Linked DNA regions of Homo sapiens: region 1 is linked to region 2. Evidence: read pairs that join two places in POLR2A ChIA-PET (ENCODE). Cell type or tissue: IMR-90. All regions are shown on one strand. Each heading gives the region's core, and the rest is flanking DNA. Links, peaks and the distances in the headings are about the cores only.

Evidence for each region. ChIA-PET counts read pairs that join two places held together with the same protein. Peaks named below come from ENCODE experiments on the same cell type or tissue, not always from the same donor. Only the 100,000 strongest peaks of a DNase experiment are listed, where the experiment ranks them.
Region 1: POLR2A ChIA-PET joins it to region 2 with 7 read pairs; 2 of 35 experiments call an interaction of 5 or more read pairs at or near these places.

The regions. Positions count from the first base shown.
Region 1 is chr16:4,042,326-4,046,717 of GRCh38, reverse strand. All of the region lies in intron 2 of ADCY9 (adenylate cyclase 9), which reads left to right. Among named protein-coding and RNA genes, the nearest start is that of ADCY9, 72 kb to the left of the region's middle. In IMR-90, for the core only: no CTCF peak of the experiment used is centred there; a DNase peak (open chromatin) is centred at 1,807; H3K27ac peaks cover 1,349 bases.
Region 2 is chr16:3,827,777-3,832,168 of GRCh38, reverse strand. All of the region lies in intron 2 of CREBBP (CREB binding lysine acetyltransferase), which reads left to right. Among named protein-coding and RNA genes, the nearest start is that of CREBBP, 51 kb to the left of the region's middle. In IMR-90, for the core only: no CTCF peak of the experiment used is centred there; a DNase peak (open chromatin) is centred at 2,318; H3K27ac peaks cover 496 bases.

The DNA of each region.
Region 1 (4,392 bases), core at 234-4,233, 210 kb before region 2:
GAAAATCTTGCTTTAAGATGATCTGCGTGAACTAGTAGCTTAGATTATTGAGTCTTATTTTCTTCAGAACTCTGATAGGCACAATTACTAGATTTAAGTTAAAGGGCTGTAAAACAGCCTCAGTACTTTTTCATGAAGTAGACAAGTTTCACAGTGCTTTGGAAATGACTACTAAGCTACTCCCAGCCTGCTCATTGAGAACTCACGATTTCCTCTGGATGAGTGGGAATGTTGTTGGTTCTGCATTTGTCATCAGTGCTTAGGACACACACACACAAGCAACGTGTGCTGGCCCATGCAGTTTTTCCTTATTTACAAAGCTCATGTGAGAATTGTGACTCTGCCCATTCGTGGATCTGCACAACATATGGTGACGAATATAAGTTCGGGGGCGTGGGGGGAATGCGCATGTGCTATGGTTCAGTGCTGGGCACTGGGTGTTGTGGTTCAGTGCTGGGCACTGTGTGCCGTGGTTCAGTGCTGGGCACTGTGCTGATTGCTTCTGCGACTCCGGACAGATACTTAAGGCTCAGCTCAGGTTCGTCATTAACACGAATCACAAATTCAGACCTGGTGCCGTGGCTCACACCTGTGATCCCAGCACTTTGGGAGGCCGAGGCAGGAGTATCACTTGAGCCCAGGATTTGGAGGCCAGCCCGGGAAACATAGGAAGACCCCCAACTCTACAAAAAATATGAAAAAAAGTTTAGCCAGGTGTGGTGGTATGCAACTGTAGTCCCAGCTACTGGGGAGGCTGAAATGGGAGGATCGCTTGAGCCTAGGAGTTCAAGACCAGCCTGGGCAACATGATGAAACCTCATCTCTACAAAAAAAAAAAAAAAAAAAAAGAAAGAAAAAAAGCATGGTGGTGCATGTCTGTAGTCCCAGCTACTCGGGCGGCTGAGGTGAAAGGATCACTTGAGCCAAGGAGGTCGAGGCTGCAGTGAGCCAAGATCGCGCCACTGTACTGCAGCCTGGGCAACAGAGTGAGACCCTATCTCAAAAAATTCACAAGGGTTTTCAAAGCTAGTTACTGCCTGAGACCATCTTCCCCTCTTGGATGGATGCAGCAAATTGGGAGGCAAAATTATTTGGCTCTTTTTTTTTTTTTTTTTTTTTTTTTAAGGCAGAGTCTTGCTCTGTTGCCCAGGCTGGAGTGCAGTGGTCCGATCTCAGCTCACTGCAACCTCAGCCTCCTGGATTCAAGCAATTCTCCTGCCTCAGCCTCCTGAGTAGCTGGGATTACAGGTACACGCCACCACACCTGGCTAATTTTTGTATTTTTAGTAGAGACAGGGTTTCACCATGTTAGTCAGGCTGGTCGCGAACTCCTGACCTTGTGATCTGCCCGTCTTGGCCTCTGAAAGTGCTGGGATTACAGGCGTGAACCACCGTGCCCAGCCGCGTTTGGCTCCTTCCTAACTAAACAGAGATTAAACTGTTTATTGTTACCTGGGCTTTCATTTTTTCATAGCAGTCACTTTATTTTCATCTCTTTGTCCTCAGCTTCCCCTCAAATATTTGTCAAGTGTCTACCAAGGCTGGGAATGATAGTAAAAGGAGTTTAAAAAACAAAAGAGGCTCTAAAAATGGTACTAGACTCTTCCATTCAGGACTTTGTCCAAAGCCTCACTTTATAATGCTTTTGTGATTTATCCTCATTCCCATAAACTCAGATGATACGAATTTATACGAGTTTGCATTAATAAATATTTCTTGCATGCTTGTCTTATCAACCATACCGAGCCAGCACAGCCTCATCTCGTAAAGAGTTGGCAGTCACGTGCGGGAGCCGGGAGCCCGTTGCTGTGAGGCCGGGAAGTGGATTGTTGGTCTGGGGAAAGATTTATTTTCTGGGGGCAAAAGAGGCGGGGTGGAGAGTCCCTCCGCCTGCCTGGAGTGCTGATGTGGCCTCAGAGCTAGGTCCTGAAAAATTGCTGGGATTTAGATGCAGGCTCTACATGTAGAGAGATTGTTTAAATGTATAATGGTTCAGAAGTGACACTCTCTTGCTATGTTTCTCTGAAAATAGATCAGCCTTCTCTGTTGGGATCTATGAAGCTCCAGAGATAAAACTGATATACATTAAAGTGGCTCGTGGTTAAAGGAAGTATGTTTGTTAATATTAAACCGAGGTTTCTCTGGTAACTAGATTTTAAATGATTTGATTCCATAGGTTTATAATGGAGAAATCCAGATCTCCAAAATGTAAGTTTTACTATATGGGAAGCCTTTTTTTGATTTCCTTTGCTGTGTTTGGTAAATAGCCTGGAAGAAAATGGCTCCGTCCTATCACAGAATTTTATTATTTACTTCATAAACCTAGTGTTTTAGAATTTTTTTTTTGTTTTTTTGTTTTTTTGTTTTTTTTGAGATGGAGTCTCACTCTGTTGCTCAGGATGGAGTGCAGTGGTGCGATCTCAGCCCACTGCAACCTCCGCCTCCTGGGTTCAAGCGATTCTCCTGCTTCAGCCTCCGGAGTAGCTGGGATTACAGGCACACACCACCACACCTGGCTAATTTTTGTATTTTTAGTAGAGATGGGGTTGCACCATGTTGGCTAGACTGGTGTCGAACTCCTGATCTCAGGTGATCCGCCCACCTGGGTCTCCCAAAGTGCTGGGATTACAGGCATGAGCCACCGTGCCTGGCCTAGAATTTTAAAAAGATTCTTTGTAGTTTAGATGGTTCTAGTTAAGCTATTTCATTTTTTTAAAAAGGAAGAAACTAGCATTCAATGTCTGCCTAGAAAACAAAAATAAAAAAACAACAAAAAAGGAAGAAACTGAGGTCTGTGGCACTTAAGTGCCCCACTCAAGGTTGCAGAGTTCCTAGTGATGTTATTTTTTAATGAACTTTTCTTCTCCTTCTCTTTTTTGTTAAATTTTGGCAGACTGTTTTACCAAAGCCTAACTGTACTTTTCTTAATTAACTTTGGAATGAATTCTGGATATACTCATTCCAGCAATGCACAGAAAATTCTAGGCAAAGAATAAAAGACTCCACATTGTTTATTATTATTATTTTTGAGATGTAGTCTTGCTCTGTTGCTCAGGTTGGAATGCAGTGGCGGAATCTTGGTTCACTGCAACCTCTGCCTCTCATGTTCAAGTGAGTCTCCTGCCTCGGCCTCCCAAGTAGATGAGATTACGGGCAGCTGAGATTACAGGCACGTGCCACCATGCCTGGCTAATTTTTGTATTTTTAGTAGAGATGGGGTTTCACCATGTTGGCCAGGCTGGTCTCGAACTCCTGACCTCAAGTGATCCTCCTGCCTCGGCTTCCCAAAGTGCTGGGATTATAGGTGTGAGCCACCGCGCCGGGCCAGACTCCACATTGTGAAAAAACGAGGGAACCGCTTCTGATTTTGCTCCAGTGGTGTATTCCTCTGTCTTGTTATAATGCTTTATGTTTACATATAACACATTATACGATTTTTAAAGCAACCCCACAGGGAAGAGTTTTAATTTTTTGTTTGTTTGTTTTTGAGACAGAGTCTTGCTCTGTCGCCCAGGCTGGAGTGCAGTGGCGCCATCTGGGCTCACTGCAAGCTCCGCCTCCCGGGTTCACGCCATTCTCCTGCCTCAGCCTCCCAAGTAGCTGGGACTTCAGTCGCCCGCCACCACGCCCGGCTAATTTTTTGTATTTTTAGTAGAGATGAGGTTTCAGCATGTTAGTCAGGATGGTCTCGATCTCCTGACCTCGTGATCTGCCCGCCTCGGCCTCCCAAAGTGCTGGGATTACAGGCGTGAGCCACTGCGCCCGGCCGAGTTTTAATATTTTTAGTCCTGTTTTACAAAGGGGAGAAACGAAGCACAGAGAAGTTTAGGAACTTGCCCAAATCATACAGTTGATAAGTTAGCAGACCAAAACCGGAATCGTCCAAACGGAGTGGCAGCCAGAAAGCATTTTATAGGTAAAGTCACATCCTACACTGTAAATAAAAACCTCTTGGAACACAGAGTTCGCCAGGTGGCTGTTGGATTTTCATGTCAGCGCTGGTCTAGCTCCGTTTTGCAGGATTTTTTGTTGTTGTTATCACAGTATATTCTAAAAATAACTATATGTTCATTTCCACTCTTTCAGATAATTAATATTTATAAATCCTAGTCACTAGGAAATATAGTTCAACCAACAATTGAATGGAATGCAGGTCCTCTGGGAACTTATCTAAAATTAAATCCTATTTTAACAGAATTAGCTAGATTAAGGTCATGGTGTAAAAACTGATTTTTCAGAAGGAAATAAAAATGCAAAATATCCTAAGAATTCATTTTGTAAATAATTGAATCAAATAACAATGGGGCGGGGAAGAAGCCATATATTTTTCCTCTCTTTTTAGAAATGAATTGAAGGCCAGACATGCTGGTTCACATGTAATCCCAGCACTTT
Region 2 (4,392 bases), core at 163-4,162:
TTTGAATAGCTAATAGGTATTAGCTATTCAAATTTTCTGCTTCTTGTGCTAATTTTGGTAATTTGTATTTTTGAGTAATATATCCATTTTAAGTTCTTGAATTGATTTGGCATGAAGGTGTTCATAACATTTCTCTACTCTTTTCTTTTTTTTCTTTCTTTTTTTTTTAACTGAGTCAGAGTCTCACTCCGTTGCCCAGGCTGGAGTACAGTGGCATCATCTCAGTTCACTGCAGCCTCCACGTCCTGGGTTCAAACAGTTCTCCCACGTCAGCCTCCCAAGTAGCTGTGCTTACAGGCGCACACCACCATGCCTGGCTAAGTTTCGTATTTTTAGTAGAGGAGGGGTTTTGCCATGTTGGCCAGGCTGGTGTCGAACTCCTGACCTCAAGTGATCCGCCTGCCTCAGCCTCCCAAAGTGCTGGGATTATAGGTGTGAGCCACCATGCCCGGCCTCTGTACTCTTTTCTTAATTTGGATAGAATTTATAATAATGTCTGGTGTGCTCTCTTGTTTTTCTCTCATTGATCTAGGTTGGGGTTTGTCCATTTTATTAATATTTTCAAACAGCCAGCTTTTGTTGTTGTCAGCCTTTTCTTGTTTGTTTTCTATGTCATTTATTTCTGTCTTTATTTTCTTCTGCTTATGTTGGCTTTTCTTTGGGGTAGAAGTTTGTATCACTGGTTATTTAGACTTTTCCAATATTAACATTTGGGCAATAAATTTCTCCTTAAACCCTATGCATCTTTTTTATTTCCCCATTTCTTTGAATCCTTTAAATCCATAAACATAAAAAAGTACCCCAAATACTGTTGTTAATTGCATCTCAAATTTTAATACATTTTTTAAATTAGTTTAAAATATGTTTATATTTTACATGTGATTTATTCTTTGACCCATGGATTATGCTGAAGTGTGTTTAGCTTTTAAATATTTAGGAATTTTGCAGATATTTTATTGTTGGTTTTTAACTCCACTGTGTTCAGAAAACATGCTTTGTATGGTGGTTGTCCTTTGAAATTGAAGACTTGTCTTACGGCCCAGCAAATGGTTTTTCTTGACAAATATTCTATCTATACTTGAAAAGAATGATCAGGCGCAGTGTCTCATGCCTGTAATCCCAGCACTTTGGGAGGCCAAGGCGGACAGATCACTTGAGTTTTAGACCAGCCTGGCCAACGTGGTGAAACCTGTCTCTACTAAAGGTACAAAAAAAATTAATAGCCAGGCTTGGTGGTGCGCTTCTGTAGTTGCAGCTGCTTGAGGGGGCTGAGATACAAAAATCGCTTCACCCCAGGAGGTAGAGGTTACAGTGAGCTGAGATCGCGCCACTGCACTTCAGCCTGGGTACGGAGCAAGACTCTGTCTCATAAAAATAGAATGTGTATCCTACAGTTGTGGGATGTGATGTTTCATAATTGTCTATTAGAATAAGTTGGTTGATGGTGTTCAAATCCTTATGATTTTTTTGTTCTATTGGTTACTAAGAGAGGATTATTAAAATCTACAATTACAATTTTAGGTTTGTCTGGTTTTTCATTTAGTCAGAACAAAATGTAAGTACTTGTTTCATGTGTTTTGAAACTGTTTTATTAGGTTAATATGTATTTTGGATTGTAATGCCTCTGGTAAATTTAGCCTTTTATCATTATGAAATATTTGTTTTTGTTAATATTCTTTGTCTTTATCTCCTTTTTCTCATATTTAATGTAGACTCCTTATGATTAGCATTCACATTTTTTTTTCACTCTTTTTGTTTTGTTTTGTTTTGATACAGGATGTCACTCTCACCTAAGCTGCAGTCCAGTGGCGCAGTCTGGGCTCCCTGCAACCTCTGCCCCCCACCCCGGGTGAGGTGATCCTCCCACCTCAGCCTCCTGAGTAGCTGGAACCACAGGCACACACTACCACGTCTGGCTATTTTTTTGTATTTTTAGTAGAGACAGGGTTTCACCATGTTTCCCAGGCTGGTCTCAAACTCCTGAGCTCAAGCGATCTGCCCACCTCGACCTCCCAAAGTGCTGGGATTACAGGCATGAGTCACCACACCCAGCCCACTCTTAACTTTGTCTCTTAAGTATGTCTCTTGTAAGCAGCGTAGCATTAGATCTTATTTAATTTATTCTGATAACCTTAGTCTTTTAATTGTAGTGTTTAGTTTATTTATATTTAATGTTGATAATTGTTGGGTTTAGGTTTCTCATCTTATTTGTTTTCTGTTTGCTGCTTCTGTGTTTTGTTCCTTTTTTTCTCCCTTCCTGCTCTTCTTGTAGAGGCAAATTCCAACATCTCTGTCATCTCTGTATCTGTTTCATTTACAGTCTTGTTTGTTTAAATATAGAATTCCTGGTTATGGGTCACATCTTCCTGCTCCTTGGCATGTCCAGTACTTTTAGACTGTGTAGTGGAAATGGTGGATGATAATGTTGTTGAATATGGGTTTTATTGTCCTTTATTAGTTTGTTTTGTTCTGGCAGGCTCTTAATTACTCAGATCAGTTTGATTCTCTCAAAGCTTGTTTTTAAACTTAACTTAGGGCAGGTCTTGAAGCCCTGTTCCTTAGACATGGCCTTGGGGTCTCAGTTTAATTCCTGGGATGTTCAGCAAGATCTTGAAACTCCGACTGATCAGAACTTCTATGTCTCTAGCACTGTGCCACCTCTGGAATCTGTTCAATTCACAATTCCTTCGTAGTCCTGCACACTTAGTTACAGCTCCAGTAAGCCCTAGGAGGTGTTGGTGATGTGATTGTTGTGTGTGGTCGCACTGGGAGATACTCTCCATTTTAATGGTGTGAACGTAACATTATGATATATAATGGTTGTCCCGTAGTGACTGTGTATTTCACACTTTAAACGTTATCTCTCATCTTCTGAATCGTCTGAGGATTAAGTTCACTGTAGAAACTTGGGAAGTGCCACATCTAACATTCTTAATGTAAATGGGTCCAAATCATAACTTCAAGGACCAACTTTTCCAAAATATTTTTGCTATATTTTAAAAAGAGTTATATTTATACAAATTACCATAGACAGTAATTTGCTGTCCATCTGTCACCAAGTTAAAATATCTAAGGGTTTTTATGTTGATTACCATGTAATTTTTTTTTTTTTGCATTTTTCAAAATTATGTATATGACTATAGCATAAAATTTCAGTGTGATCCAGGTATGAGCAAGGATAACAATTACTATATTTATTCTTCCTGAATAACAGTAAGAGGAAGAGCAGAAAAGGACATGCCTATTGTACTGGGCACTGTGCTGGGTGCTTTGCAAACATGATCTTGCTTTTTCTCATTTTTAATAATCCTGTGAGGTGGGTGCCATATGTCTTTTATAACAAGGAGTAAAATATTCTGAACCACTTTCCTGCCTATGCAGAAAATTATTCAAGACGACACATGTTTGAAAGTGGTAGAATTTTACTTAAAATCCACCTGTGATTGACTCCAAGCCTGTATTTTTTTCGACTGCATCATTTTGTCTGTAATACAGCTGTATTCAAACTATGATGGTGAAATACATAAGACCTTATTTTCTGTGTGTGGGTCAGGTTTTCCCCCATGCACGAAATTTATAGAACAGGTAACCTGGAGAGTGAGTCTAATTTCCCAGGAGTATTTTTGTCAAATGAAAGAATTTACTGCTTATTCCTTTTTAGAAACATACCCTTGTATGCTGTAAGCTTTGCCTGTGGTCTGATTGGGTTATGGCTCTTAATCTGAAATACTAATTCAGCCAAGCAATTTTTGTAAGACCCATAAAGAAGTCAGCTTTCGACGGGCATGGTGGCTCACGCTTGTAATCCCAGTACTTTGGGAGGCCGAGGCGGGTGGATCACCTGACGTCGTGAGTTCGAGACCAGCCTGACCAACATGGAGAAACCTCATCTCTACTCAAAATACAAAATTAGCTGGGCATGGTGGCACATGCCTGTAATCTCAGCTACTCGGGAGGCTGAGGCAGGAGAGTAGCTTGAACCCAGGAGGCAGAGGTTGCGGTGAGCCGAGGTTGCGCCACTGCACTCTAGCCTGGGTGACAGAGCGAGAGACTCTGTCTCAAAAACAAAACAAAAAAAAAAGAAGTCAGCTTTTCTGGCTAGAAAAATGTGCCTTGGCCTATGTGCAAGAGGCCAGCATAATTAATTTTCTTAAACATTATTTTTTAAAGTGATCTTGGCCAGGTGCAGTGGTTCACACCTGCAATCCCAACACTTTGGGAGGTTGAGGCAGGAGGATTGCTTGAGCCAAGGAGGTTGAGACCAGTGTGGGCAACACAGTGAGACTCCATCTCTACAAAACATTTTAAAAATTAGCTGGGTGTGGTGGCACGTGCCTATAGTCCCAGCTACTCAGGAGGCTGAGGTAGGAAGATCACTTGAGCTCAGGAGGC